Linked DNA regions of Homo sapiens: region 1 is linked to region 2. Evidence: chromatin loops called from intact Hi-C (ENCODE). Cell type or tissue: OCI-LY7. All regions are shown on one strand. Each heading gives the region's core, and the rest is flanking DNA. Links, peaks and the distances in the headings are about the cores only. Region 1 overlaps LIMK1 (LIM domain kinase 1). Region 2 overlaps GTF2IRD1 (GTF2I repeat domain containing 1).

Region 1 (15,490 bases), core at 369-5,368, 360 kb before region 2:
GGAGGTTACAGTGAGCCAAGATCACACCACTGCACTTTTGGACAATTGCTAGCTTTCCTTTTCTTTTGAGACAGAGTCTTGCTTTGTCACCCAGGCTGGGGTGCAGTGTTGTAATCAACAGAGTGAGACTCCATCTCAAAAAAAAAAAAAAAAAAGGAAGGGATTGGGGGAAGAGCCTGGGGCTGGGGGCTGCAGAGATGCTGAAATTGATGACGCCCTTGACACTCTTTTCTTCCCACCCCGGCGGCTCTTGCAGCGGGCACTGCTACTACCAGACTGTGGTGACCCCCGTCATCGAGCAGATCCTGCCTGACTCCCCTGGCTCCCACCTGCCCCACACCGTCACCCTGGTGTCCATCCCAGCCTCATCTCATGGCAAGCGTGGACTTTCAGTCTCCATTGACCCCCCGCACGGCCCACCGGGCTGTGGCACCGAGCACTCACACACCGTCCGCGTCCAGGGGTGAGTGGCCGGCCTGCCGAGGCTGCCGTCGGTGTGGCTATGGCTGTTGATGTGGGTGGCAGAGTCTGGCACTGGGGGCCCTGAAAATGAATGGGCGAGTGTTTGGGTACAGATGGGGCCCAGTTCTGACAACCTGGTTTGCCAGATTTCTGGCCCAGTCATTCCTCTGAATACCATTACAAATGCCAGATACAATAAAAAGACATTTTCAACCGGGCATGGTGGCCCACACCTGTAATCTCAGCACTTCGGGAGGCCGAAGTGGGTGGATCACCTGAGGTCAGGAGTTCGAGACCAGCCTGGGCAATGTGGTGAAACCCCGTCTCTACTAAAAATACAAACGTAGCCAGGCATGGTAGTGTGTGCCTATAGTGCCAGCTGCTTGGGAGGCTGAGGCAGGAGAATCACTTGAACCCAGGAGGTGGAGGTTTCAGTGAGCCCCGACTGCCATTGCACTCCAGGCTGGGCAACAAGAGTGTAACTCTGTATCAAAAAAATAAAAATAAAAAAAACACACTCAAAAAATAAAAAGACATTTTCTTTAGTCCATGTCTGATCCAACAAGAAAGAGGAGGAACCAAGTCAAGAATGAGTGAAGAAGCTGGGCGCAGTAACTCACACCTGTAATCTCAGCACTTTGGGAGGCCAAAGTGAGAGGATCACTTAAGGCCAGAAGTTTGAGACCAGCTTGGGCAACATAGCGAGACCTGCATGTCTACAAAAAAAAAAAAAAAATTAAAAATTAGCCAGGCATGGTGAAATCACTGAACACATAAAGGCTGGGCATGGTTGCTCACACTTATAATCGAAACACTTTGGGAGGCTGAGATGGGAGGATCACTTGAGGCCAGGAGTTCGAAACCAGCCTGGGAAACATTGTAGTCACAGCTACTTGGGAGGCTGAGGCAGAAGGATCTCTTGAGCCCAGGAAGTGGCTACAGTGAGCTATAATTGCACGACTGCACTCTAGGCTGGGCAATGGAGCAAAACCCTGTCTCAAAAAAATGGGGCAGGGCTGATAAAGATTAGATTACTGTGTGACTTTGAGCAGCTGCTTTCTCTCTAGGCTTTGGGGGTCTGTTTGAACAATGAGGGAGTTGGATACCTTGGAGCTTTCTAAGATTTCTGTGGCGCCTTTATTGACACCTTGAGAAGTAGCATGCAGTGTTTCTACTTTTGGGCAATTGGTCACTTCTTTTTTTTTGAGACAGTCTCACTCTGTCGCCCAGTCTGGGGTGCAGTGGTGTGATACCAGCTCACTGCAACCTCCACCCACAAGGTTCAAGCAATTCTTGCACCTCAGCCCCCTGAGTAGCTGGGACTACAGGTGACCACATGTGGCTAATTTTTGTATTTTTAGTAAAGACAGGGTTTCACCATGTTGGCCAGGCTCGTTTCAAACTCCTGGGCTCAAGTGATCCTCCCTTCTCGGCCTCCCAAAGTGCCGGGATTACAGGTGTGAGCCACCGTGCCCGGCCCAAGTGCTAGCTTTCTCTCTCTCTTTTTTTTTTTTTCGAGACGGAGTCTCGCTCTGTCGCCCAGGCTGGAGTGCAGTGGTGTGGTCTCGGCTCACTGCAAGCCCCGCCTCCTGGGTTCACGCCATTCTCCTGCCTCAGCCTCCCGAGTAGCTGGGACTACAGGCACCTGCCACCATGCCCGGCTAATTTTTTTTTTATATTTAGTAGAGACAGGGTTTCACCATATTAGGCAGGATGGTCTCGATCTCCTGACCTCGTGATCCGCCCGTCTCGGCCTCCCAAAGTGCTGCGATTACAGGCATGAGCCACCACGCCCGGCCCTACCAAGTGCTAGCTTTCATTTGACGCAGTGAATGTTTCTTGTACACCTGGCAGGTGCCTGGCACTGCATAGGCACTGTTGAGATGTGAAGGTGGCCCTGGGGACAGAAAATTATACTGGGCTTGACTGTGTGTCTCCATCCCTTGACATCAGCCAAGCCAGCAGCTGCTTTACATACATGATGAGCAGACAGCTGCTTGAAAGAGATGAGGAAACTCCCAGACCAACGGCTCTTACCAGAGGGCCAAGGGAGGTCCCCACAGAGTCAGAGGCTGCAGCTGGTCCCTGAAATCCAGGCAGAATTTTAGAAATGAAGACAGTCAGCTGGGTGCAGCGGCTCATGCCTGTTATCTCAGCCACTTCGGAGGGCTGAGGTGAGAGGATTGCTTGAGCCCAGGAGGTGGAGGCTGCAGCAAGCTATGATGACACCATGCATTCCAGCTTGGGCGACAGAGCGAGACCCTATCTCTAAAATAAAAATGAAGAAGACAGTTAATGACGTCTCCTCCCTGTCTGCCTCACTGGGTAAGCATTCGCCCAGCCAACATCTGGAACATCCCAGTTCTGCAAAGAGCCACACCCTTCCCAGAAAGAGCCCAACTTGCCAAAGATTTACTTATTTGTTTTAAACTGGTTTTAGTTGACCGCTTTTCATTTTGTGTATAGCAGCGTTTTAAGGAAGGTCTAATTTATCCAGGCCACCTGCTGCTTTAGCAAACCAAGGGAGAGGATGTGAGATTCTAAGGAATTTACATATGTATGTCATATATATATATATATATATATAGACACACAATTTTTTTTTGAGACAGGGTCTTGCTCTGTCATACAGGCTGGAGTGCAGTGGCACAATCATAGCTCACTATAGCCTCAGATGCCTGTGCTCAAGCAATCCACTCACCTCGGCCTCCTGAGTAGTGAGACTACAGGCACACACCACCACACCCAGCTAATTTTTTAATTTTTTGTAGAGACTGAGTCTTGCTGTGTCGCCCAGGCTAGTCTTGAACTCCTGGGCTCAAGCAATCCTCCCACATTGGCTTCCCAAAGTGCTAGGATTACAAGCGTGAGCCACTATGCCTGGCTTATTTTTAAGGTTATATGCATGCAAAGCCTGTATCAATGAAAATATTTTCTTTGGTTTTTTTCAACTTTTCATCTTCGCATTTTGCAGATTTATAGAAAATTTGCTAAAATAATAAGTCCATTGAATACATACACACCCTTCACCAAGGTTCACCAATTCGTAACTGCCATATTTGGGAGTTATATGTGTGTCTCTCTATATATACATATATGGATACAGATACATATACATGTTTAGTGACTTGTTTATATTTGTACATACATGTACATGTTGTTATTTATTGATCGTTTGGGAGTAAGTTGCAGGGATCATTGACTCCCCCACAATTATGCTAGATATTCTCAAAAGAAGGACCTTCTCTTTTTTTTTTTTTTTTTTGGAGACAGGGTATCACTGTCATTGAGGCTGGAGTGCAGTGATGCGATCACAGCTCACTGCAGCCTCAACCTCCCAGGCTCAAGTGATCCTCCCACCTCTGCCTCCCAAGTAGCTGGGACTACAGGCACGGGCCACCACGCCTGGCTAGGCATTCTGTTATGTAATTATCAATTGTATCTTATAGTTCAGTGATCACATTTTGGAAATGTAACATTGATACCATTATCTAATACACAGACCATATTCAAATTTTGCCTATTGTCTCTATACTGAACTACTGAGCTGTCCTTTATAGCAATCTCCCCCTCATCCACAGTCCAGTCCATGATCAACATTGCATTTAATCGTCATGTGTCATCAGTATCTTTTTTTTTTTTTTTTTTGAGACGGAATTTTGCTCTTGTTGCCCAGGTTGGAGCGCAATGGCGCAATCTTGGCTTATTGCAACCTCCGCCTTTGGGCTTAAGTGATTCTCCTGCCTCAGCCTCCTAAGTAGCTGAGATTACAGGCGTGCACCATTATGCATGCCTAATTTTTGTATTTTTATTAGAGACGGGGTTTTACCATGTTGCCCTGGCTGGTCTTGAACTCCTGACCTCAAATGATCCACCCACCTCAGCCTCCCAAAATGCTGGGTTTACAGGCATGAGCCACTGCGTCTGGCCATTTCCTCAGCCTTTCATTGCCCTTCATGATCTTGACATTTTTGAAGTGTACAGGCCAGTCATTAAAGTAAAATGTTTTTCCTTTTTTTTTTTTTTTTTTTTAAAAAGAGACAGGGTCTCACTGTGTTGCCCAGGCTGGTCTCAGACTCCTAGGCTCAAGTGATCCTCCCGCCTCAGCTTCCCAAAGTGCTGGGATTACAGGCGTGAGCCATCGTACCTGCCCTCGCATTTGGGTTTGACTGATGTTTCCTCTTAGGGAGACAGGCTCTGCAGGTTTGGCCTGATACTGCATAAGTGATCCTCTGTCCTTCCGAGTGGATCTTGCCAGGAGACATATGATGTCAGTGTGCCCTTTGCTGAGGATGTTCACTTTGATTACTTGTTTTTTCTGTACTGTAAGGATTTTTTTCCCTTTGTCATCAATAAACCATTTGTGAGATTTGAGTCTGTAAATATCCTGTTCCCAAAAACCCTTCCCCAAATGATTTGAGCATCTATTGATGATTCTTGCCTGTAGCGATTATTACTAGGGTGGCTACCAAATGCTGAATTTCTAACTCTGTTCTTCCTTCTGCATTTGTTACTGTAAGGAAGAGCTTCTCCCCCATACGAGAATAGTCTTTTTGTTTGCTTGGTTGTTTTTTTGAGATAGGGTCTCACTCTGTTGCCCAGGCTGGAGTGCAGTGACATGATCATAGCTCACTGCAGCCTCGACCTCATGGGCTCAAGCGATCCTCCTGCCTCAGCCTCTCGAGTAGCTGGGACTACAGGCAGCACCACCATGCCTGGCTAATTTTTTATTTTTTGTAATGGTGAGGTCTCACTATTTTGCTCAGGCTGGTCTCGAACTCCTGACCTCAAGTGATCTTCCCACCTCAGCCTCCCAAATAGCTGGGATTACAGGAGTGTGCCACCATGCTCAGCTAATTTTCTGTAAAAAATGTCATAGAGATGGGGTCTTGCTATGCTGCCCAGGCTGGTCTCAAACCCCTAGTCTCAAGCAATCCTCCCACCTTGGCCTCCCAAAGTGCTGGGATTCCAGGCATGAGCCACCACACCTGGCCCTGTTTTTCTTAAAGTTCTCAGTCTCCTCTCTGCCTTACCCCCATCCCCTTTTCCATCTCCAGGACCTAGGGCAGAGACAAAGTGAGCATTCCCTAAAAAGCTTTTATGAGGCAAAATGAAAACCAGCTCACGCCTATAATCCCAGCACTTTGGGAGGCCAAGGTGGGTGGATTACCTGAGGTCAGGAGTTCAAGACCAGCCTGACCAACATAGAGAAACCCCATCTGTACTAAAAATACAAAATTAGCCAGGCATGGTGGCACATGCCTGTAATCCCAGCTACTCAGGAGCCTGAGGCAAGAGAATCACTTGAACCTGGGAGGCGGAAGTTGCAATGAGCCGAGATCACTCCATTGCACTCCAGCCTGGGCAACAAGAGCAAAACTCTGTCTCAAAAAAAAAAAAGAAAAGAAAAGAAAACCAGGTCCCTAACACCGAAGAGTTAAAAGAAATAAGTAAATTTGGCAAATTGGTCTTTTTGTGAGTTAGCTTATAGGCAACTGATCGAGGGTCTCTTTCCCGTCTTCACCCTGCAATTGTGGCTCAGGGCAAGCTGCCAGCTCCCTCCTGCCAATGCAGGAGCAATAGAGCTTGGCCTCCTCTTGCAGGGCGAGTTTGGGAGTCAGATATGAAGCCACTAATCCGGGACCTTTTTGGGACCCAAGGCACTCATCTGCCCCAAGCATACCAGGCAGGCCAGGTGCAATGACTCATGTCTGTAATCCTAGCACTTTGTTTTTGCGACGGAGTCTCGCTCTGTCCACCCAGGCTGGAGTGCAGTGGCAGAATCTTGACTCACTGCAACCTCCACCTCCCAGGTTCAAGCAATTCCTGCCTCAGCCTCCCAAGTAGCTAGGACTACAGGCGCCCACTGCCACGCTCGGCTAATTTTTGTATTTTCAGTAGAGACGGCGTTTCACCATGTTGGCCAGGCTGGTCTCAAACTCCTGACTTCAAGTAATCCATCCACCTTGGCCTCCCCAACTGTTGGGATTACAGGTGTGAGCCACTGCGCCCGGCCAGTCCTAGCCCTTTGGGAGGCTAAGGCGGGCGGATTGCATGAGCTCAGGAGTTCGAGACCAGCCTGGGAAATGTGGTGTAACCCCGTCTCTACTAAAAATACAAAAAAAATTAGCTGGGTGTGGTGGTGTGCACCTGTAATCCCAGCTACTCAGGAGGCTGAGGTACGAGAATCGCTTGAACTCAGGAGGCAGAGGCTGCAGTGAGCTGAGATTGTGCCATTGCACTCCAGCCTGGGTAACAGAGTGAGATTCTGTCTCCAAAAAAAAAAAAAAAAAAAATTCGAGACCAAACATACCTGGGATTTGGAAGGATAGATCTGTTCCCCCAGGGTGGAGACAATGGTCCATTGAATGGGAACAGCTGAGCATCTTGTGTGGGTGGCCAGTGCCTACAAGCGTGCCACCTTTCTCCAGCTCACACCTGTGGCAGACATCAGTAATTGATTACAGAATTCCTCCCCTGAAACCAGAACTCGGTGTTCTGGCCATCTGCTACTTCCCAGTCACACGAAGTAGAATCCTCCACCTGCTCACCCTGGATCTGGTGCCCTTCGCCTTGGTTTCCTGTTGGGGCTCTGAGGGACAGGTGGGCACTGGCCTGACCCCTGCCTTACCCACAGAGTGGATCCGGGCTGCATGAGCCCAGATGTGAAGAATTCCATCCACGTCGGAGACCGGATCTTGGAAATCAATGGCACGCCCATCCGAAATGTGCCCCTGGACGAGGTACGGTCCTGAGTCTGTGGGGCAGGACGGGAGGTAGTGCCTTCATGCCTAGCCCCCTCCCCACTCCACCCCCATTCACATGCCTGCTGTCCCCAGATTGACCTGCTGATTCAGGAAACCAGCCGCCTGCTCCAGCTGACCCTCGAGCATGACCCTCACGATACACTGGGCCACGGGCTGGGGCCTGAGACCAGCCCCCTGAGCTCTCCGGCTTATACTCCCAGCGGGGAGGCGGGCAGCTCTGCCCGGCAGAAACCTGTCTTGTAAGTCAGCCTGCTCCTCGGTTCAGCTGGGTGCTTTCACTCCTGCTGGGGCTCAGGGGCTGTGGGACCTAGGTCGGGGAGCCAGCCCTGCACAAATGCAGCCCAGGCTTGAGCCAGGGAGGTGGAGGCTGCAGTAAGCTGTCATCACACCACTGCTCTCCAGCTTGGGTGACAAAACAAGACCCACTCTCAAAAAAAAAGAGGAAACACACATTTTTTAAAAAGCCGGGGACGGGGCCAGGCGTGGTGGCTCATGCCTGTAATCCCAGCACTTTGGGAGGCCGAGGCAGGTGGATCACCTGAGGTCAGGAGTTCAAGACCAGCCTGGCCAACATGGGAAACCTCATCTTTACTGAAAATACAAAAATTAGCCGGGCTTGGTGGCAGGTGCCTGTAGTCCCAGCTACTCAGGAGGCTGAGGCAGATGAATCACTTGAACCCAGGAGATGGAGGTTGCAGTGAGCCAAGGTCACGCCACTATACTCCAGCCTGGGCAACAGTGTGAGACTCTGTCTCAAAAAAAAAGAGGATGACAGAGCAGGATCTGAGGGGTTGAGGGGAGCTGGGGGCTGCCACTAGAGCCAGGATAGGCCGAGACACTGGGATGGGCAGCCTTTGGACTGTCCCAGGCGGGCCCTCCCAAAGCAGGGGGTGATTGCATAGACTGGCATGGACAGGGGCATGCAGGCAGGAGGAGGAAGGGGCAGGGCCTTGGCCGGGTGCTACCTGTCCCCCGGTGGCACTTGGCACCATGTGTGCCCCCCAGGAGGAGCTGCAGCATCGACAGGTCTCCGGGCGCTGGCTCACTGGGCTCCCCGGCCTCCCAGCGCAAGGACCTGGGTCGCTCTGAGTCCCTCCGCGTAGTCTGCCGGCCACACCGCATCTTCCGGCCGTCGGACCTCATCCACGGGGAGGTGCTGGGCAAGGGCTGCTTCGGCCAGGCTATCAAGGTACAGAGCATGCCAGGGTCTCAGGGGACAGTCTGGGTGGGACCCCTCCATCCTCCTTCCTTCCCAGTCTATGGAAACACAGTGGAAGGGGTATCTGGCTTCCAGACTCCCTGGCCAGTGCCCTCTCCTCCCTTGGCCTCCTGGAGCTAATTAGGAACAGGGGACCTCCTACAGGTAGACTGAGACCTTATGTGCGGGAGGTCATTGAAAGGTGGCTCCTAGCCAGGCACAGTAGTTTATCCCTGTAATCCCAGCACCATGAGAGGCTAAGGCTGTAGGATCGCTTGAGCCCAGGAATTCAAGACCAGCCTTGACATCATCTCTACAAAAAATTTAAAAATTAATTGGGTATAGTGGTGCATGCCTGTGGTCCCAGCTACTTGGGAGGCTTAGGCAGGAGGATTGTGAGCCAGGAGTTCAAGGCTGCAGTGAGCTATGATCATGCCACAGCACTCCAGCCTGGGCAATAGAGCAAGACCCCATCTCAAAAAAAAAAAAAAAAAGACAAGGGATTAATACATCCCATCCACTTGGGTATTTGGGAACATCCCATGCACAGCCTAGAGTATGAAGCCATCTGCACATCTCCCTGGCAGTCCTGGGGTGGAGATGGGGCTTCCTAGAAGGCGGGCTTACAGCAGAGCTTCTGTCTTCACACCTCTGTGTCCCACACGCAGGTGACACACCGTGAGACAGGTGAGGTGATGGTGATGAAGGAGCTGATCCGGTTCGACGAGGAGACCCAGAGGACGTTCCTCAAGGAGGTCAGTGAGCGGAATGCCCTCTTCCCTCCAGAGGGACTTCCAGGTGCTCACCCCTGCCCCATCAACACAGGTCGGAAAAGGGCTCTGGGAACCATTGAAAGAAGAGCGAGCAGGCCAGGCATAGTGGCTCACGCCTGTAATCCCAACACTTTGGGAGGTTAAGGAGAGAGGATACTTTGAGACCAACCTGGGCAACATAGCAAGACCCCGTCTCTACAAAAAAATTTTAAATTAACCGAGCTTGGCAATGTGCACCTGTCATCCCAGCTACTCGGGGGGCTGAGGTGGGAGGCTCGCTTGAGCCCAGGAGTTGGAGGCTGCAATGAGCCATGATCGCACCACTGCACTCCAGCCTGGGGAACAAGGCAAGACCCTGTGTCCAAAAAAAATAAAAGTAACTGCATTGGTCGGGCATAGTGGCTCACGCCTGTAATCCCAGCACTTTGGGAGGCTGAGCCGGGCGGATCACCTGAGGTCAGGAGTTCGAGACTACCCTGGCCAACATGGCAAAACCCCGTCTCTACTAAAAATACAAAAATTAGCCCAGCATGATGGTGGTGAGTGCCTGTCATCCAGGCTACTCAGGAGGCTGAGGCAGGAGAATTTCTTGAACTCAGGAGGCGGAGGTTGCAGTGAGCCAAGATCGTGCCGCTGCCCTCCAGCCTGGGCGACAGAGTGAGACTCCTTCTCAAAAAAAAAAAAAAGAAAAGAAAAAAGAAAGTAACTGCAGGCAGGGGACTGGGAAAAAGAGCATCGCTGGGGGTGGGGGCAGCTCAAGCAGAGGGCACAGGACGCCAGAGGGTGTGGCAGAGGCAGGAGAGGGGAGCTGGGGGTTCCGTATCTTTGAGACCGCCTACAGCCCCTGGTGGGATGGAAAAGGGAGAAGCAGACCCAAGCACAGCTGGGACCACACAGAGCCCGGGCCCAGCCTGTTTGTGCCCCGCCAGGTGAAGGTCATGCGATGCCTGGAACACCCCAACGTGCTCAAGTTCATCGGGGTGCTCTACAAGGACAAGAGGCTCAACTTCATCACTGAGTACATCAAGGGCGGCACGCTCCGGGGCATCATCAAGAGCATGGTGAGTCCTGGGCAGAGCCAGCCACCCCCGCTGTGCGGCCCCGGGCAAAGCAGCTCCCTCTGTGAGCCTCAGTCTCATCTCTTCAATGGGGGGAAGCCACAGGGGTCTCAAAGGCCCTCTGAACCCTGATTCCTAATCAAAAAGGGGAGCGACTGACTCCATCTAAAGCTAGGAAAGGCCAGGTACAATGGTGCACACCTGTTATTCTGGCACTTTGGGAGCCCAAGGCAAGAGGATCACTCGAGGCCAGGAATTCAAGGCTGCAGTGAGCTGTGATCTCACCACTGCACTCCAGCCTGGACCACACAGCAAGACCCTGTCTCAAAAACTAAAATAAAATTCAGAGCTTTCCTTAAGGATTTGAATAAAATTACAAATCCATCTTTAGAAATAAAGTGCTCAGGCCAGGTGCAGTGGCTCATGCCTATAATCTCAGCACTTTCAGAGGCTGAGGCCAGCAGATCACCTGAGGTCAGGAGTCCAAGACCAGCCTGGCCAACATGGTGAAACCCCGTCTCTACTAAAAATACAAAAATTAGCTGGGCCTGGTGGCAGGCACCTGTAATCCCAGCACTTTGGGAGACTGAGGTTGGCAGATCACCTGAGGTCAGGAGTTCGAGACCATCCTGGTAACCCGTCTCTACTAAAAATACAAAAAATTAGCCGGGCAAGGTGGCAGGTGCCTGTAGTCCCAGCTACTCGGGAGACTGAAGCAGGAGAATGGCGTTGAACCCAGGGGGCAGAGCCTGCAGTGAGCCAAGATCGCACCACTGCACTCTAGCCTGGGTGACAGCGAGATTCCTTCTCAAAAAAAAAGCACTTGGAGGAAGCCTCACAGAGCCCTGTGCTGGACCACACCCTGGGGATCCAGTCCTGGCCTCCAGCCCCATTTCTGTACCACCCTGAGACCATGGGATCTTCCTCAGGTTGGATTACCTTGTATCCAAGGTGTGGACCCTATGGGCTCCTGCTAGGTGTAACTTGACACAACGGGTTCCGTTGTCAGGTGCAATTTAGAAACTCTGGGCTAGGCCAAGCGCAGTGGCTCACACCTGAATTCCCAAACTTTGGAAGGCCGAGGCAGGAGGGTCACTAGAGGTCAGGAGGTCAAGACCAGCTTGGACAACATAATGAGATCCCAATCCCATCTCTACAAAAAAAATTAAAAAATTAGCCAAATGTGGTGACACATGCCTGTGGTTCCAGCTCCACAGGAGGCTGAGGCAGAAGGATCACTTGAGCACAGGAGGTCGAGGCTGCACTCCAGCCTGGGTGATAGAGTGAGACCCTGTCTCAATAAAAAATAAAGATCTCCAAGGGGATGAGGTTTGAGAATGAGGCGTCTCCCCCAAATGATTTGAGCCCAAAGCCCCGTTCTCCTGGCATGGCTCAGTGCTGCCACTGCGCAGGTGACCTTGCTGGGCCCTTCTACCTCTTACCTGTCTGTGAAAGTAGGTTCTAATTTTTTAAAAACCTAGAAAGATGAGTTTTTTGTTTTTGTTTTTGTTTTTCCCGAGATGGAGTTTTGCTCTTATTGTCCAGCCTGAAGTGCAATGGCGTGATCTCGGCTCACTGCAACCTCCACCTCCCAGGTTCAATCGATTCTGCCTCAGCCTCCCGAGTAGCTGGGATTACAGGAGCCCACCACCACACCCGGCTAATTTTTGCGTTTTTAGTAGAGACAGGGTTTCACCATGTTGGTCAGGCTGGTCTCAAACTCCTGACCTCGTGATCCAACCACTCTGACCTCCCAAAGTGTTGGGATTACAGGCGTGAGCCACCACACCTGACAGAAAGATGAGATTTTATAGAAAATAAATATAGCTTGTTTTCTCAGAGGAGGCAGATTGGGAGCTATAGAGGAATATCCCTGCTTAGAGTTTGAAATCAGTTCTGTTAGGAAATAATGTTTGTAGGGGCCGGGTGCGGTGGCTCACGCCTGTAATGCCAGCACTTTGGGAGGCTGAGGCAGGTGGATCACTTGAGGTTAGGAGTTTGAGAACAGCCTGGCCAACATGGTGAAACCCTGTCTCTACTAAAACTACAAAAATTAGCTGGGTTTGGTGGTGGACACCTGTAATCCCAGCTACTTGGGAGGCTGAGGCGAGAGAATTGCTTGAGGCCGGGTGCAGTGGCTCATGCCTGTAATCCCAACACTGGGAGGCCAAGGTGGGCAGATCACCTGAGGTAAGGAGTTCAAGACCAGCCTGACCAACATGGTGAAACCCCGTCTCTACTAAAAATACAAAAAATTAGCTGGGTGTGGTGGCGCATGCCCATAGTCCCAGCTACTCAGGAGGCTGAGACACAAGAATCACTTGAGCCCCGGAGGCGAAGGTTGTAGGGAGCTGAGATGGTACCACTGCACTCCACCCTGGGTGACAGAGTGAGACTCCATCTAAAGAAAAAAAAAAAAGGAAATAATGTCTGTGAGCTGTGTTGACTCATACTCCTTAGAAGCAGACAGTTGTGGGTGCCCGAAGAAATCGGGGTGTTGGGGAGCCCAGGGACCCTCTAGGACGCTTGCCTCTTCCTGCCTCTGTCTCATGCAACCATCCCTGCCATCGGGGCCCCCACCGGCCCCACCCTGGCCATTCTTTCTCCATCCCAGGACAGCCAGTACCCATGGAGCCAGAGAGTGAGCTTTGCCAAGGACATCGCATCAGGGATGGTGAGTGAGCCGGGTGCTCTAGCTCCATTCATAATCCCACCAGGAATTTGCAAACAGAACCCACAAAGAAGCTTTGAAAGAGGGCAGAGGGGGTCGATGGGAGAGTGGGAAGAATCGTCCCGACTGGCCTGATTGGGGTGGGAGCAGAGGGAGTTCCTGGGGAGCCAGGATGGGCTGGGGTCCCTCTGCACAGCTGCCCCCTGACTCCCGTGTCCCCGTCCCTAGGCCTACCTCCACTCCATGAACATCATCCACCGAGACCTCAACTCCCACAACTGCCTGGTCCGCGAGGTGAGTACCAGGGCCCCACGTGGCTGGGTGTCAGGAGACAGCAGGAGCCCATCCAACCCCAGCCTCAGGGCCTTCCCAGAACTGGAGGCCCCTCCATGTTGCCTCCATGACTTCAATTTGAGGTGGGGGTGGGGGGCAGCAGCCCGTGGGGAAGAGCGCAGGGTCAGGAGGCAGACAGACCTGGGTTTGAGTCCTGTCTCTGCCACTGACTCATGGTGGACCATCAGAGTCCCAGGCTGGTAGGAGGGTCTCATAAATCAATGAAGGAGAAAGTGACATGTAAGCTACAAAGGACCAGGACCGTGGTCTTCATAGAGCACAGCCCATGGCAGAGTGGCCATGGGCTACACCAGACAGCACCAGCATCTGGGGGCCACAGAGTGGGGGCATAGGCGTATGGGCTGGAGTGGTCAGGGCAGGCTTCCTGAAAGAGGAGGCTTGGCCAGACACAGTGGCTCACACCTGTAATCCCAGCACTTTGGGAGGCCGAGGCAGGCGGATCACGAGGTCAGGAGATCGAGACCGTCCTGGCTAACATGGGCACTGTGGCTCACACCTACAATCCCAACACTTTGGGAGGCCGAGGTGGGTGGATCACTTGAAGCCAGGAGTTCAAGACCAGCCTGGCCAACATGGCTAACACGGTGAAACCCCATCTCTACTAAAAATATAAAAAATTAGCCGGGCGTGGTGGCAGGTGCCTGTAGTCCCAACTACTTGGGAGGCTGAAGCAGGAGAATGGTGTGAACCCGGGAGGCGGAACTTGCAGTGAGCCAAGATCGCGCCACCGCACTCCAGCCTGGGTGACAGAGCGAGACTCCATCTCAAAAAAAAAAAGAGGAGGCTTTAGGTGGATATTTAAGCAGGGGACGGGCAGGCAAAGAGCCCAGTGTCTAAGGATTGTCAAGGGAGGAGAGCCCGGTTCTCCACCAAAAGCACAGGAGCGAGTAACCATGCCCATCTGGAGAGGTGGTGTATTCGTGTCCTGGGGCTGCCATCATGAAGTACTGTGAACCAGATGGCTCAAAACAACAGAAATGTGCTGGGCACAGTGGCTCACACCTAAAATCCCAGCAATTTGGGAGGCCAAGGCAGGTGGATTGCTTGAGCTCAGGAGTTTGAGACCAGCCTGGGCAACATTACGAAAGCCCATCTCTGCCAAAAATACAAAACGGAATAGCCAGCCGTGGTGGCATAAGCCTATGGTCCCAACTACCTGGGAGGCTGAGGTGGGAGGATCACTTGAGCCTGGGAGGTAGAGGTTGCAGTGAGCCAAGATTGTGCTACTCTACTCCAGCCTGGGAGACAGAGCCAGACCCTGTCTCAAAAAAACAAAACAAAACAAGGTCAGGCACTGTGGCTCACGCCTGTAATCCCAGCACTTTGGGAGGCCGAAGTGGGTGGATCACTTGAAGCCAGGAGTTCAAGACCAGCCTGGCCAACATGGCAAAACCCTGTTTCTACTAAAAATTCAAAAATTAGCAGGCATGGTGGCGCATGCCTGTAATCCCAGCTACTCGGGAGGCTGAGGCAGGAGAATTGCTTGAACCCAGGAGGCAGAGGTTGTAGTGAGCTGAGATTATGCCACTGCACTCCAGCCTGGGTGATAGAGTCAGACACCGTCTCAAAAAAAAAAAAGCATCACATGGCAAGAGGGGCTGACAAGAGACCCCCAAACTGACCATTATACAGACCCACTCTTGTGATAACTAACCTGGTCCCTCAATAACCCATTAATCTGTTAATTCATACAGAGCCCTCATGACCCAATCACCTCTTACAGGCCCTGCCTCTTAATACCGTTAGAGTCAGGCCAGGCATGGTGACATGGGCCTGTAGTCCCAGCTAGTTGGAAGGCTAGGTGGGAGGATCCCTTGAGTCCAGGAGGTAAATGTTACAGTGAGCTCTGATTGTGTCACTGCACTCCAGCCTGGGCAACAGAGCGAGCCCCTGTTTTTAAAACAGCAACAAGCCAGGCACAGTGGCTCACGCCTGTAATCCCAACACTTTGGGAGACTGAGGCAGGCAGATCACTTGAGGTCAGGAGTTCAAGACCAGCCTCACCAACACAGTGAGACCCCTCTCTACTAAAAATACAAAAATTAGCTGGGCGTGGTGGTGGGTGCCTGTAGTCTCAGCTACTCATGAGACTGAGGCAGAATTGCTTGAACCCGGGAGGTGGAGGTTGCTGTGAGCCGAGATCACGTCACTGCACTCCAGCAACAGAGTGGGACTCCATCTCAAAAAAAATAAAAAATAACAGAGAT
Region 2 (15,490 bases), core at 3,844-8,843:
GCTTTTCAGGAAAGCCCCCTGGTCCATCACCCCCCTTTCTTTTTTTTTTTTTTGAGATGGAGTCTTGCTTTGTTGCCCACGCTGGAGTGCAGTGGCACGATCCCAACTCACTGCAACTTCCACCTCCCGGGTTCAAGTGATTCTCGTGCCTCAGCCTCCCGAGTAGCTGGGATTACAGATGTACACCACCACACCTGGCTAATTTTTGTATTTTTAGTAGAGACGGGGTTTCACCATGTTCGCCAGGCTGGTCTTGAATGAACCCCTGACCTCAAGTGATTGGCCCTCCTTGGCCTCCCAAAGTGCTGGGATTACAGGTGTGAGCCCCCAGGCCCGGCCTCATCATCACTTCTTCACCCACCCTATTTTGGTAGCTCTCTCTCCACTCGTCCTGTGGAACTGATCCATTCTCGGTCCCATTCCCTTCTCTCTGGGCCAATCTGCACCTAGGTTTGTGGCTTCATGAGTATGGAGGGTCGTGCAGAAAGGGGCCAGGTCTGTAGGAACCTGGGTTCATGCCCTGGAAATTTGCCCATTTAAGATAAGTTAGGGCCGGGTGCGGTGGCTCATGCCTGTAATCCCCAGCACTTTGCACTTCGGGAGACCGAGGCGGGCGGATCACCTGAGGTCAGGAGTTTGACTAGCCTGGCCAACACGGTGAAACCCCATCTCTACTAAAAATACAAAAATTAGCCAGGCGTAGTGGCGGGCGCCTGTAATCCCAACTGCTCGGGAGGCTGAGGCAAGAGAATTGCTTGAACCTAAGAGGTGAAGGTTGCCGTGAGCTGAGATCGTACCATTGCACTCCAGCCTGGGCGACAAGAGTGAAACTCTGTCTCAAAAAAAAAAAGATAAGATAGGTGTCCTGAATAAGATAGGTGAAATGGGTGAGGATGTACTTTATCTTACACGGTCTTAGGGAGTGTCTCAGGCGGTGAACAGAACTCTCTCGCCCCTGAGCTGGGGCCTGGCTGACCCAGAGCTATTTGTGTGCCCACCTGTCACCCTCTTTCAGGACCACCTGCTTCAGGTTGCCAGATTTAGCAAATAAAAATAAGGATGCCCAGCTAAAATTGGATTTCAGACAAGCAAGGACTAATGCAATATTTGGGATGAACTTCTAGCTAAAAGTTACCTGTTGTTGATCTGTAGTTCAGACTGAACTGGAGGTCTTGCATTTTATCTGCCAACCCTACAACTGCTGCCTCTGGGGCGGTGAGATGGATGGGGTTTGGGGAGGGGCCAGAGGTGTGTGTGGCTGACCCTGGAGTTGGGATCAGGGCTCAGTGGAGGCCCCGGGGATGATCTGGAGCGAGTTTGAATCGAGTGGAGCTGATTCACTGAATCTTGGCTTTTTTTTTTTTAATTTGTATTGAAATGAGGTCTCACTCTGTCACCCAGGCTGGAGTGCAGTGGCACAATCTCGGCTCACTGCAGCTTCTCCCTCCCCGGCTCAAGCGATCCTTCTGGCTCAGTCTCCCAAGTAGGTGGGACCACAGGCACACGCCACCGTGCCCGGCTAATTTTTTGTATTTTTGGTGGAGATGGGGTTTCGCCATGTTGCCCAGTTCCTGAGTTCAAGTGATCTCAAAGTGCTGGAATTACAGAAGTGAGCCACTGTACCCAGCCAGCAGGGTCCTTTTTCATTTTTATTTTATTCTATTTTTTGAGACAGTGTCTCACTCTGTTTCCCAGGCTGGAGTGCAGTGGCGTGATCCTACCTCACTGCAACCTCCAACTCCTGGGCTCAATGTGATCCTCCCACCTCAGCCTCTGCACCTAGCTAATTAAAAAAAAATTTTTTTTTTTTAGAGATGGGGTCTTGCGATGTTGCCCAGGCTGGTCTCAAGCTCCTGGCCTCAAGCGATCCTCCCACCTCAGCTTCCCAAAGTGCTGGGATTACAGGCAGTATCCTTCTAATGTCCTTGGTCGGGCCTCCTCCAGCCTGTGGCTCGAGGGTCTAGATCTCCTACTGGCCTGGGTGGCATGGAGGGTGTAGTCTAGGTGGCCTGAGGGGTGCCCAGGGATCCCCAGTTTGGGAAGTCCTTGTCTTCAGGGATTTCTGGCCAATGTGGTCCGTATATTTAGAGATGCTGGGAGGAGGGGGTGGGAAATTGCTGGAAACACCCTATTATACACCAAGTAAGATTTTCATGTAGGATTGGCAAGGCCTGAGTGCTGGGAAAGTGTCTGCAATGGCTACCTTTCAAAGCTGGGAGACCCCGCCACGGGGGCGGTTGTGGACTTGAGGGGCTGACCCCACAGCACGGAGGCTGCTGGGAATTCCTGCACCTTTGCCATGCTGCCACCTGAGGCAGGTTCCCAGCACCTGAGCTGCAGCCTCTGGAGTGGGGGAAATGGGGGGAAAGTAAGGGGCCGGGGTCATGGGGTCCACGTCCACCTTCCGCCCGCCTGGGCAGTTTTCTTGGATGTAAAAGGGAGATGGCTCTCCCCAACCTGCCTGGGTCCCAGTGTGGTGCTGTAGTCCAAGGGACTTGGTGTGACCCCGTGGGGATGCCACAGCATGGGTGTGTGGGACCCCCGGGGGCAGGTCTGTGGTGGAGACAGGGTGGGAGGGCCTGGCTTGAGGGCTTGCGGTCCTGGGCACTTGAGGATGCAGAAGAGGCTGCATGGTTGGGGAGGGTAGGTAAGCAGGGGGCAGCTTAGCCCTTTCCCCTCCTGTTCCCTGTGACAGAGGGGAGACCCTCCAGGCTGTTTGTGTCTTAGATGGTTGGCCGAGGGTAGGCCTCTTTGCTGGCTGGGGTCTAGCAGGGTCTCAAGGTGCATTTTCTGGCTACTGGCAGAACCACCATCAAAGCAAGTCCGTATCTTTTCGTCTATCCATCTGTTGTTACGCCAGCCAGTGAGGACCTTGCAGAGGCGTCAGGCCTGAGGGAGTCTCATTAGGTCCTGGTCCCCAGCCCCCGGCTGGCACATGAGAAGGGCCCACTTTATATTTTATTTTATTTATTTATTTAAGATGGAGTCTCACTCTGTCACCCAGGCTGGAGTGCAGTGGCGCGATCTCGGCTCGCTGCAACCTCTGCCTCCCGGGTTCAAGCAATTCTCTTGCCTCAGCCTCCTGAGTAGCTGGGATTATGGGTGCATGCCACCTCGCCCAGCCAATTTTTGTATTTTTAGTAGAGATGGGGTTTTGCCATCTTAGCCAGGCTGGTTTTGAACTCCTGATCTCAAGTGATCTGTCCACCTTGACTTCCCGGAGTGCTGGGATTACAGGCGTGAGCCACTGTGTCCGGCCCCACTTTATATTTTATTAAAAATATCGTTGAGGAGTGAAGGCTATGCTATACCAGGAACTTGCCTGGCTCACACCCTTATGTCGTCCAACCCCCGTCAAGACATAGAACAGCGCTTTGGGAGGCTGAGGCGGGAGGATGGCTTGAGGCCAGGAGTTTGAGACTAGCCTAGACAACATAGTGAAACCTCCATCTCTACAAGAAGTACAAAAATTAGCCAGGCGAGGTGGCTCATGCCTGTAGCCCCAGCTACTCAGGAGGCTGCGGCGGGAGGATCACTTGAGGCCAAGAATTTGAGACCAGCCTGGGCAACATAGCAAGACCCCGTCTCTTAAAAAAAAAATTAGCCGGGTGTGGTGATGTGTGCCTGTAGCCCCAGCTACTTGGGAGGCTAAGGCAGGAGGATTGCTTGACCCCAGGAGTTAGAACAATCCTGTAACCCCTAAAAGTTTTTGAAGCCCGTTTGTTCATCCTTGTCTCTTGTCCTGACCCCAGCAACCACTGATCTGTCTTCTGTATATGGTTTTCCATTTGTACAATGTCACATAAATGGAATCCTACAGTCCACAGCCTCTGAATCTGGCTTCACACAGCATAATGCATTTACGGCATTGCTGGGTACACGGGTAGCTGGTCCCTTCTGGTCCCTGAGTAGTGTTCCATGGTGTGGATATGCCACATACCTCTAGCCACTCTCCTCTCTAGGGAAATCTAGCAAACCGGCTTGGCCGGCCCTGCATCAGCTCGGGACCCCCCAGAAGAAGGTGGTTCCTCTTTCTCATTTTCACAAAGGCACCATCTGGCTGGCGGGGGGCCTGTGGCCTGCACCCCATCACTACCCACCCCCCACATCAAGAGCTGACCCCAAGCCGGGGGAGCTGCTCATCTCCGCCCTCAGAGCTGGAATTTCATCTTCTGTTTCTGGTGACTCATACTGTGAGCCCCGCGATGAAATTACACCTGCCTGCCGCTGCCCTCCGGGCCTCTGGCCCCATGCGATCCTCCCGCCGCCATCCAGGTGGGCTCTGGAGTAATTGAGGCTATGGGGCCAGGACAGCTGGAGGTTGAGGGCGGTGCCAGGGAGGGGAGCTGTCTGTGCCCTGGGGTGTCTTGCCCATCATCTTATGTATCCCCACCCTGTGGGAGTCTGGGGTTCCTGGTGGTGCGTCTCTGGTCTTCACTCCTGCAGCTGTTTTGCTTGGGGTAGAAGTTTCATGTTTGCCTGAAATAAGAGCAGGACTTCTGAGGGTAGGGAAGGAAGGTGGTGAAGCCACTGTTGCAGGCAGGAGCAGGAGTTAGGATCAAACGGAACAGGGCTGGCCGAGTGATGTCACATCTCTGGGCTTTGGTTTGTTCATCTGTTCTTATTATTATTTTGAGACAGGGTCTCGTTCTGTCACCCAGGCTGGAGTGCAGTGGTGCAATCATAGCTTGCTGCAGTCTTGAACTCCTAGGCTCAAGTGATTCTCCCACTTCAGCCTCCTAAGTAGCTGGGCTTGGAGGCACTTGCCACTACACCCAGCTAATTTTTTTATTTTGTAGAGATGGGGGTCTCGCCATGTCGCCCAGGCTGGTCTTGAACTCCTGTGTTCAAGTGATCCCACAACCTCAGCTTCCCAAGTGCTGGGATTAGAGGGGTGAGCCACTGCGTCCTGCCTGTTCATCTTTAAGTGGGAGAACAGAACACTAGGTTTGCAGGGCTGTGAGACTCAGCTGAGGGTAATGTGAGTGTGTGGATTACCACAGAGCCCTGGAGGGCCCCAGGGGCCACCAAGGAGCGGGTGGTGGGGACATGTGAGGCTCAAGCCTCCTGTGCCCCTTTGGGCCAGAGTAGGACCACTGTTGTTTTTTGTTTTTTTTTTTTTGAGACAGAGTCTCACTCTGTCGCCCAGGCTGGAGTGCAGTGGCGTGATCACGGCTCACTACAACCTCCGCCTCCCGGGTTCAGTTGATTCTCCTGCCTCAGCTTCTCGAGTAGCTGGGATCACAGGTGCGTGCCACCACACCCGACTAATTTTTGTATTTTTAGTAGAGGCGGAGTTTCACCATGTTGTCCAGGCTGGTTTCGAACTCCTGACCTCAAATGATCCACCCATCTTGGCCTCCCAGAGTGCTGGAATTACAGGTGTGAGCCACCGCGCCCTGCCCTAGGACCACTTTTACCAGAGTTACCTGTTAGAGCTCTAAATACAGTTCTGGTTGCTAAATGTTTGGAATCCACTGCTGCCTGAGGTCAGCCCTGTGTGAACAGTGGCTATTCTGGTGAATGTTTTTGTGGCTAGAGCCTAGATTATGGTGGTTTACGGACTCCAGCCTGTCACTTGCCTGAGGCTGAGCCTCAGTTTGACCCTCTAGAAAATGGAACCACAGCAAGTACCTCCACAGGTTTGCCAGGTGGGCATGAATGAAGCAGGGGAGCCCAGCAAGAGTTTGTCAGTTTCCCATTGGCAAATCCATGAGTTTCCCAGGGCTCTCGGCTTCCTAAGGAGATGGAGCTTCCTGGGTGATCACATGTCTTGCGTGGGTGTCTTGAGAGATTTGGGGGGTTTTTACTTTGTTGTTTTTGTTGTTGTTATTTGTTTGTTTTTGAAACAGAGTCTCCTTCTGTCACCCAGGCTGGAGTGTAGTGGTGTGATCACGGCTCATGGCAGCCCCCCTCCTCCTGGGTTCAGGCACTTCTCCCGCCTCAGCCTCCCAAATAGCTGGGATTACAGGCACCTGCCACCACACCCGGCTAATTTTTGTGTTTTTAGTAGAGACGGGGTTTCGCCATGTTGGCCAGGCTGGTCTCGAACCCCTGACCTCGAGTGATCCACCTGCCTCAGCCTCCCAAAGTGCTGGGATTACAGACATGAGCACAAGCCACCGCGCCCAGCTGGTTTTTACTTTGTTATTTAATTTGTTATTTGTGAAATCGTTGTGGCCCCTCTCTAATGAAGGTTGCCCCAAGTACCTTTCCCCTGTACCCCACCCTTGCCTCCCACCCCTACCGGGTTCCCCAAAGTCCTCAAAGGCTGGACCCTGGGGCCAGCACTCGGTGGGTAGCCTGGAAAGAGGTTAGCCCTGTGCAGGAAGGAAGGCCCTTGGGTGCTCCTGGGTGGCTCCTTGCAGCAGACAAGACCCACCGCCCACCCACCTGGCTCCAGGGTGGTCCTGGCAGCTCCAAGGGGTCTTGTGACTCTCTCAGTCTGATGTTTCTCTCATGTTTATCCAGGAGCTGGTTTTTCAGGCATGGCCGCTTCTTGCAGTGAGGCCAGGTGGGGAGAGGCAGGGCTTTGGGGAAGGAGGTGGTTACCTCTGCTCCCAGGGCACACCCTGGCTGCCAGCTGTGGGTGCAGCCCTCTGGGCAGGTGGGCAAACCACATCCTCCCTCTTTGATCCTGGTCCACCTCCCCACCTGCCCCGGGCCACCAGCTCCCTGAGATATTCTCTTCTCAGCATATCCAAAGGAGAGATGCTCTTGGTGGCCCTGGGTCAGAGGCCAGGGCTCCCTCACTTCACAGCAGGGTGCAGTGGAACCATCAGGGTCTTTGAAGCCAGACACACCTAGGTTCAAATCCCAGCCTGACTGCTGAGCTGCTGTGTGACCACAGGCAAGTGACTGTACCTCTCTGAGCCTCATCTGAAAAAACAAGGATAGTTTTCTTATATAGTATTGCCAGGTTCTTGGGAAAATCAGTGTATTCAGTTGCGGGGAGCTAGCTGCCATCTCAGTGAAGAACACTTTGTCAGCTTGTCACGTGATGACCCCAGAAGCTGGCCCTGTGGGAGCCCCACTCCCCCAGACAGTGAACCTTGGACCCCATCATTCCAAGATCTGTTCTTATTTTCTGCCTGTCTGGGACACACCCCCTCTGTCCGTGGGGTGTGGGGTGTGGGGTGTGGCATGCCTCAATTTATTTATTTTTTTTGAGACAGAGTCTTCCTCTGTTGCCCAGGCTGGAGTGCAGTGGCAGGATCTCGGCTCACTGCAACCTCTACCTCCTGGGTTCAAGTGAGTCTCCTGCCTCAGCCTCCCGAGTAGCTGGGATCACGGGCGCCCGCCACCATGCCTGGCTAATTTTTTGTATTTTTAGTAGAGACAGGGTTTCACCATGTTGCCCAGGCTGGTCTTGAACTCCTGGCCTCAAGTGATCCACCCGCCTTGGCCTCCCAATGTGTTGGGATTATAGGCATGAGCCACTGCACCCGGACAGCATGCCTCGGTTTCTGCTTCTGCAAACTGGGAAAACCTCAAAGGTAGAACTGGTTGGTCCCCTTGGCCTGCCGACCCCTTAGCCCCTCAAGGTCACAGTCAGCCATCCCGCTTGTTAGAGGCCAGGCCCTGTTCTGGGGCGGGGGCTACCTGTGGCTGCTTAGGGGACGGGAGACAATGCCACTCCCAGGTGTGTTTGATGGCAGCCTGCAGAAGTGGCTTTCTGCATGGCCCTGGAGGACGGTGATTTGGACAGAAGCGTAGGGCCAGAGACAGGACGTGACGGTGGGGCTGCTGCATTGGCTCCAGGTAAAGATCTGTATCTGATGGCCTCACTCCCAGGCAGCTCAGGGGTTCCCGTGGCTCCTGGAAAAGCTACAGACTAGGCATGGCCAGGCCCTGCCTGTGTCTCTCTGTGCCAGCCACGATGAGCCTCATCGTTTCTAAAACGTACTGTGCTCCGTCTCGCTTCCTGGAACGCTGCTGCCTCTCCCCTAGAGCGTGCGTAATGCTCCCCGGCTGTGTCCCTGGGCTGATTTCTCGTTGCAGGTCTCAGCTGGGTTGTCACTCCTCTCTGCAAAGCTTCCCTGACCTCATCTCCCTCTCCAGGTCACGTTAGGTGCCTCTTGTCTGTGTCCCCAGCCACAGCCCGCATCACAAACAAGACTATAATTGCCCTCGTGCTTGTCTGTCACCTTCACAGACAGAGTGTGACTTCCAGTGGGTCACGGCCCCATCATCATGTTGTCCTCCGCATCCCTGACCTTAGCACCCTGCCTGTTGCGGAGTGGGCATCCTGTGCAACCTTGTCAAGTGAATTAGAAGCAAGCTCGGGGTGGGGGCCCATGAAGGGTGGGGGCCTCCTCCACCCTTTTTCTTTCTTTTTTTTTTTTTTTGGAGACAGGGTCTCGCTCCATTGCCCAGGCTGGAGTGCAGTGGCATGATCTCGGCTCACTGCAACCTCCGCCTCATGGGTTAAAGCAATTCTGCCTTAGCCCTCCCCAGTAGCTGGGACCACATGCACCTGCCAACACACCCGGCTAGTTTTTGTATTTTTAGTAGAGATGGGGTTTCATCATGTTGGCCAGGCTGGTCTCAAACTCCTGACCTCAAGTGATCCACCCGCCTCAGCCTCCCAAAATGCTGGGATTACAGGGGTGAGCCCCCATGCCCGGCCCCTCTCCATCCTTCAATCCCAGCTCTCGTTGGCGCTCCTCTACCCATCCCAGGAGCTGCTTCTGCCGGCCTGGCTGTGGCGTTCAGAGGCATCTGGAGGGCAGTGGCGATGGCAGTGGGGGCAGCTTGTCTCTCTGAGCCGAGTACAGCCCAATTTGGAGCGTTTCCCTCCAGGAAAGGCAGCTGATGTGTGCAGACAGCACAAGTGTGGAGTGCCAGAACAGTTAATCCTCTGGGCTATTTATTTATTTATTTATTTTGTTTTGTTGTTGAGATAGAGTCTTGCTCTGTCGCCCAGGCTGGAGTGCAGTGGCGTGATCTTGGCTCACTGCAACCTCCACCTCCCAGGTTCAAGCGATTTGCCTGCCTCAGCTTCCCGAGTAGCTGGGATTACAGGCATGCACTACCACACCTAGCTAATTTTTGTATTTTATTTTGTATTTAATTTTTTATTTTTATTTTTTGAGTCAGAATCTCGCTCTGTCACCCAGGCTGGAGTGCAGTGGTTTGATCTCGACTCACTGCAACCTCTGACTCCTGGTTTCAAGCGATTCTCCTGCCTCAGTCTCCTGAGTAGCTGGGATTACAGGCGCCCGCCACTGCTCCCGGCTAATTTTTGTATTTTTAGTAGAGACGGGGTTTCACCATGTTGGACCAGACTGGTCTTGAACTCCTGTCCTCAGGTGATCCGCCTCTGGGCTATTTAGACACACATGCTTGTGTGCATGCATGGGTGTGTATATGCACATGTATGTGACATTCCTGAGGCCACCGGCGGTGACGAGGCCTGATTACTTGACGTTCTGCTGAATCCTGACTACTAGCCTGGAGCTTTACTCCCCAGTGTACACAGCTCCCCGAGTCCTGGTTAGTGGTAAAGAGGGGACTGTCCCCTGTCATTTAGGGCTGCATTTGGCTACAGGTAATTAAACACCCAACTGTAAATATAGCAAATATCTAAATATTAAGCCAGGTCAGGTGCAGCAGCTCAGGCATGTAATTTTAGCACTTCGGAAGGCCGAGATGGGCAGATTGCTTGAGCTTAGGAGTTTGAGACCGGCCTGGGCAACGTAGTGAGACCCTGTTCTCTACAAAACATAAAAATAATTTAAAAAAAAAAAAAAAACCCAGCCAGGCCGCAGTGGCTCACTCCTGTAATCCCAGCACTTTGGGAGGCTGAGACGCGCAGATCACAAGGTCAGGAGTTCAAGACCAGCCTGGCCAACATGGTGAAACCCCATCTCTACTAAAAATACAAAAAATTAGCCGGGCGTGGTGGCACGTGCCTGTAATCCCAGCTACTTGGGAGGCTGAGACAGGAGAATCACTTGAACCTCGGAGGCAGAGGTTGCAGTGAGCCAAGACTGTGCTACTGCACTCCAGCCTGGCGACAGAGCAGCGAGACTCCATCTCCAAAAAAAAAAAAAACTGTGTGTGTGTGTGTGTGTGTGTGTGTGTGTGTGTGTGTGTGTGTGTAGCCTGGCAGACTTTAGATATTAAACCTGACAGTTAAACAAAAAGGAGTTTATTTATTCCTCATAAGAAAATATGGAAGGGCCGGGCGCGGTGGCTCACGCCTGTAATCCCAGCACTTTGGGAGGCCAAGGCAGGCAGATCATGAGGTCAGGAGAGCGAGACCATCCTGGCTAACATGGTGAAACCCCGTCTCTACTAAAAATACAAAAAAATTAGCCGGGCGTGATGGTGGGCGCCTGTAGTCCCAGCTACTCGGGAGGCTGAGGCAGGAGAATGACGTGAACCCGGGAGGTGGAGCTTGCAGTGAACCGAGATCGAGCCACTGCACTCCAGCCTGGACGACAGAGCGAGACTCCATCTCAAAAAAAAAAAAAATATGGAAGGTATTTGGAGGATAGGATGGGTACTTATGAGTAGGTATTTGGAGGCTGGGATGGGTACCTGTGAGTAGGTATTTGGAGGCTGGGGTAGGAGCGTGGTGATGCTTTTCAGGGTTCAGTGATGTCTCCAGAGACTTGATTCTGTTCTTCTCTACCATGTTGGATTTTCTTTTTTTTTGTAAGTTTATTTTAAAACTATTCCTTTAAAGTGTATAATTCAGTGTTTTTTTTAAAATATATTCACAGAGTTGTGCAGTATTCATCACTGTCTAATTTCAGAGCATTTTTATCATCCTAAGAATCTCCCCCCATTAAGCAGTCAGCCCTCATTCCCTCCTCCCCCATCCCCTGGCAACCACTAATTTACTTTCCATCTCTGTAGATTTGCCTATTCTGGGCGTTTCTTGTAGATGGAATCATGTAATATGTGGTCTTTCGAGTCTGGCCTTTTCTCAGTGAGTATAATGTGTTCAAGGTTCATCCACATTGTAGCGTGAGTCAATGTGCCTTTCTTTTTATGGCCAAATAATATTCCATTTAATGGATAGATCATATTTATCTGTTCATCAGTTATGGACATATGGGGTGTTTCTACTTTTTATTATTTTATTTTATTTTGAGACAGGGTCTTGCTCTGTCACCCAGGCTGGAGTGCTTTGGTGGGATCATGGCTCACTGCAGCCTCAAACTCCTGGGTTCAAGGGATCCTCCTGCCTCAGCCTCCCAAGTAGCTGGGACTGCAGGCACCAAGCCACCACCCCTGACTAATTTTTAAATATTTTTTTGGTAGAGACGGCATATGTATTAGCAAGGCCCTGTCTCTACCAAAAAAGATAAAAATTATCATATTCTTTATTATGATATCATTATACCATAAAATTCACCATTTTATTTATTTAGTGTTTTTAGAGATAGGGTTGGCCAGGCTCTGTTGGCCAGGCTGGAGTGCAGCGGTGCAGTCTTGGCTCACTGCAACCTCCATTTCCCAGGCTCCAGCTATTCTCCTGCCTCAGCCTCCCGAGTAGCTGGGACTACAGGTGTATGCCACCATGCCTGGCTAATTTTTGTATCTCTTGTAGCTGTGTTGCCCAGGCTGGTCTTGAACCCCTGGACTCAAACAATCCACCCACTTCAGCCTCTCAAAGTGCTGAGATAGATAAGCATAAGCCACCACACACGGCCAAATTCACCATTTTAAAATACGCTATGCAATATTTTTAGTATCATCATGAAGTTGTGTGACCATCGCCACCATCTAAGTCCGTTCATTTTCGTCACTCTGAAAAGAAGCCTGTTACCTCATTAGCAGTCTCTCCATTCCCCAGCACCCCCCACTCCAGCCCCTGGTAATTGCTAATGGTTGTCTCTCTGGGTTTTTGATAGCTTATTTATAACATTCAGCCTTCACCTACCATATGACTAGGTATTTACCTATGAGAAATGAAAGCTCAAATTCACATAAAAACCTAAAGAGGAATATGTATAGTGGCTTTATTCATAATTGCCCCAAACTGGAAACAATTCAGATGTCAGACTGCCCAGTGAATAAACAAACTGGAACATCCATACTGTGGAATATTAGTTAGCAGTGAAAAAGGATGAATGATGGATACCACACCACCACGGGGAAACCTCACGAGCATTGTGCTAAGGGAAGGAAGCAGACTGGAAAGGCCGCTTCCAACCTAGTTCTGTTCATATGTGGGGTTTTTTTTTTCGAGACGGAGCCTTGCTCTCTTGCCCAGGCTGGAGTGCAATGGCGTGATCTCGGCTCACTGCAACCTCCGCCTCCCTGGTTCAAGCAATTCTCCTGCTTCAGCCTCCCAAGTAGCTGGGACAACAGGCGTGCCACCACACCTGGTTAATTTTTTTTGTATTTTTAGTAGAGATGGGATTTCGCCATGCTGGCCAGGCTGGTCTTAAACTCCTGACCTCAGGTGATCTGCCCGCCTCAGCCTCCCAAAGTGCTGGGATTACAGGCGTGAGCCACCGTGCCCGGCCTCTGGTTCTAGTCATATGATGTTCTGGAAAATGCAGGATTAGGGACAGGGTTTGCCTGGGAGTGGGAGAGTTTTTGGGGAGATGGAACTGAAATGCGTTTTGATTACGGTGGCAGTCACCTGACTGTTTGCATTTGTGAAAACTCATAGAAATATGGCCAGAGGCTCATGCCTGTAATCCCAGCACTTTGGAAGACTGAGGCAGGAGGATCGCTTGAGGTCAGGAATCTGAGACCAGCTTAGACAGCCAAAAAAATTAGCCGGGTGTGGTGGCACACAGCTGTAGTTCCAGCTACTCAAGAGGCTGAGCCGGGAGAATTGCTTGAGGCTGGGAGTTCAAGCCTGCGGTGAGCTATAATTGTGCCACTGCACTCTAGCCTGGGTGACAGAGCGAGACCCCATCTCTACAAAAAGATTTAAAAATTAGCCAGGCACTGTGGCTTGCACTTGTATTCCCAGCTACTCAGGAGGCTGAGGTGGGAGGGTGGTTTGAGCCCAGAAGTTTGAGACCAAACTATGTTTACTGGGTAACATAGCAAGACCCCTGTCTCTATCTTTTTGAAATATTTAAAAAAAAAAAAAAAAACAAAAAAAAAAACAAAAAAAACGGCCGGGTGCGGTGGCTGACGTCTGTAATCCCAACACTTTGGGAGGCCAAGGCGGGCAGATCATGAGGTCAGGAGATTGAGACCATCCTGGCCAATGTGGTGAAACTCTGTCTCTACTAAAATTACAAAAATTAGCCAGGCATGGTGGTGGGTGCCTGTAATCCCAGCTGCTCAGGAGGCTGAGGCAGGAGAATTGCTTGAATCCGGGAGGCGGAGTCTGCAGTGAGCCGAGATGGCGCCACTGCTCTCCAGCCTAGGCGACAGAATGAGACTCTGTCTCAACAACAAACAAACAAACAAACAAAACAGAACACTCATAGAACTGTATGTCAGAAAGAATGAATTTTATTGCATGTATATTACACTCCAGGTAAAAAGGGGCCTGGCCTGGAACTGGCCTTTCCAGAGTAACTCCACTTGGAGTTCACCATCTCATTTGTTCTAGTTGGTGCCACCATCCCTTCTACCAATGGTGAGTTTTGGTCTGTCAAGTTGGCCAACCTGAGTTGTGCATAGGGCCGGGGCCAGGTGCTGCAGTGGGGCCCCCCTCTTTCCCTTCCTTGGACATCCTAACCCCTCTTGGGGTTTCCCGAGCTTCTTGGATGGAGGGAGCCATAGAATGTTAGAACTGGAGGGAACCTCAGAATATACTGGCCTCTTCTCTTTTTCAGATGGGGAAACTGAGGCCCAGGGCTGGGAAGACACTTGACTAAGGTTCTAGAGTTACGAGGATCAAGATCTAAAACCACATCTGGCCGGGCACAGTGGCTCACGCCTGTAATCCCAGCACTTTGGGAGGCCGAGGCAGGAGGATCACTTGAGGTCGGGAGTTCGAGAGCAGCCTGGGCAACGTGGTGAAACCCCATCTCTATTAAAAATACAAAAAAAAATTTAGCCAGGCATGGCGGGGGGTGCCTGTAATCCCAGCTACTTGTGAGGCTGAGACATGAGAACTGCTTCAACCCGGGAGGCGGAGATTGCAGTGAGCCGAGATCGCACCACTGCCCTCCAGCCTGGGCAACAAGAGCGAAACTCTGCCTCAGTAAATAAATAAATAAATAATCAATCAATCAATCCACATCCATGACTCTTGGTCTGGGCCTCCTTGCCCTCCTGCAGATGCCTCTGGAGCCTCCCTTGTCTCCTGCTCCTGGTTCGGGAGGCTGGACAGGCCCAAGCTGGCCCCACAGCTGGTGGGAGGCTTTGCTGCAGCGTACCCTGGACAGGGCAGAGTTGGGTAGGGAAGGGAGAGTGGTCAGAGCATCTGCAACACCGCAGCGGAGGAGAGGAGAGAGTGCGGTGAAGGCTGGCAAGTGGTTGATTATGGGGAGCTGTGAGAATGGTTGATGGCCCCCCAGGGACAGACAGGAGAACAGAGCACTGGTTTCTGCTCTTTGGAGCTCCTGACATCACCTGGAGTAACCCCCAAGCCTCATGATGTGTTCAGGTAGATCCCAGCAAATGCAGAATTGGGGTCAGCCTGGTTGGGATGACAACCAGAAGAGCTTCCTAAGGGAAGGACCCCAGGAGAACCTGGTGGGGGCAGGGGAGAGATCTTGGCCGGTGTCCCTTCCCAAGGGAGGAACCCAGTCTCAGGGACGTAGTCCCGCCCCCTGGTTTATTCTGGTATTGCTGTGTCCACCAGCCTGGGGCTGCCAAGAGCTCTGGAAACTTCTGTGAGGTTGGGCGTGGAGGTTGCATGGTGGCAGCTCAGGGCTTTTTTTTTTTTTTGAGAGAGGGTCTTCCTCTGTCGCCCAAGCTGGAGTACAGTGGAACAGTCATAGCTCACTGCAGCCTCAAACTCTTGGCTTCAAGTAATCCTCTCACTTTGGCCTCCCAAAATGTTGGGATTACAGGCATGAGCCACTGCGCACGGCTTTGGGGATTCTTATTGGCTGTGAACCCCGTGATTCATTGCTCCCATTTTCTTGGTTTAGTGCCCACTCCTGCAGATGAGGGGAGGCAGACTGAACCTCCTGGAGTCTGGGGTCTGGGTGGTGAGCCTGCCCACTTCCAGGAACTGTCCATAACCCACCCACCATCCTGGACAGCCCGCAACCTTGGTAGCACAGGACACTTGCCCACTGCCCTATTTTTGGCTCAGAAAACGATATCTTCAGCTGGGTGCAGTGGCTCACGCCGAGCTGGGCGGATCACCTGAGGTCAGGAGTTCGAGACCAGCCTGACCAACTTGATGAAACCCCGTCTGTACTAAAAATACAAAAATTAAGGCTGGGCGCAGTGGCTCACACCTGTAATCCCAGCACTTTGGGAGGCCGAGGCGGGTGGATCACCTGAGGTCAGGAGTTCGAGACCAGGCTGGCCAACGTGGCGAAACCCCATCTCTACTAAAAATACAAAAAAAAAAAACAAACAAAAAAATTAACTGGGCATGCTG

What was found. Hi-C counts contacts between places; a loop is a spot of excess contacts. Peaks named below come from ENCODE experiments on the same cell type or tissue, not always from the same donor. Only the 100,000 strongest peaks of a DNase experiment are listed, where the experiment ranks them.
Region 1: a loop joins it to region 2, with 6 times the contacts of the local background. A loop is called at or near these places in 1 of 110 quality-filtered maps.

What each region holds. Positions count from the first base shown.
Region 1 is chr7:74,098,776-74,114,265 of GRCh38, forward strand. It overlaps LIMK1 (LIM domain kinase 1), which reads left to right. Exons shown (of 16, transcript NM_002314.4): 5 at 257-463; 6 at 7,100-7,205; 7 at 7,302-7,468; 8 at 8,235-8,418; 9 at 9,096-9,182; 10 at 10,130-10,261; 11 at 12,873-12,932; 12 at 13,158-13,223. Among named protein-coding and RNA genes, the nearest start is that of LIMK1, 23 kb to the left of the region's middle. RefSeq lists enhancers at 1,838-1,907, 6,699-7,199. In OCI-LY7, for the core only: no CTCF peak of the experiment used is centred there; DNase peaks (open chromatin) are centred at 1,466, 1,936, 2,456 and 3,016; H3K4me3 peaks cover 2,857 bases; H3K27ac peaks cover 4,865 bases.
Region 2 is chr7:74,458,620-74,474,109 of GRCh38, forward strand. All of the region lies in intron 1 of GTF2IRD1 (GTF2I repeat domain containing 1), which reads left to right. Among named protein-coding and RNA genes, the nearest start is that of GTF2IRD1, 12 kb to the left of the region's middle. RefSeq lists an enhancer at 4,305-4,354. In OCI-LY7, for the core only: no CTCF peak of the experiment used is centred there; DNase peaks (open chromatin) are centred at 6,572, 7,942 and 8,462; H3K4me3 peaks cover 705 bases; H3K27ac peaks cover 893 bases.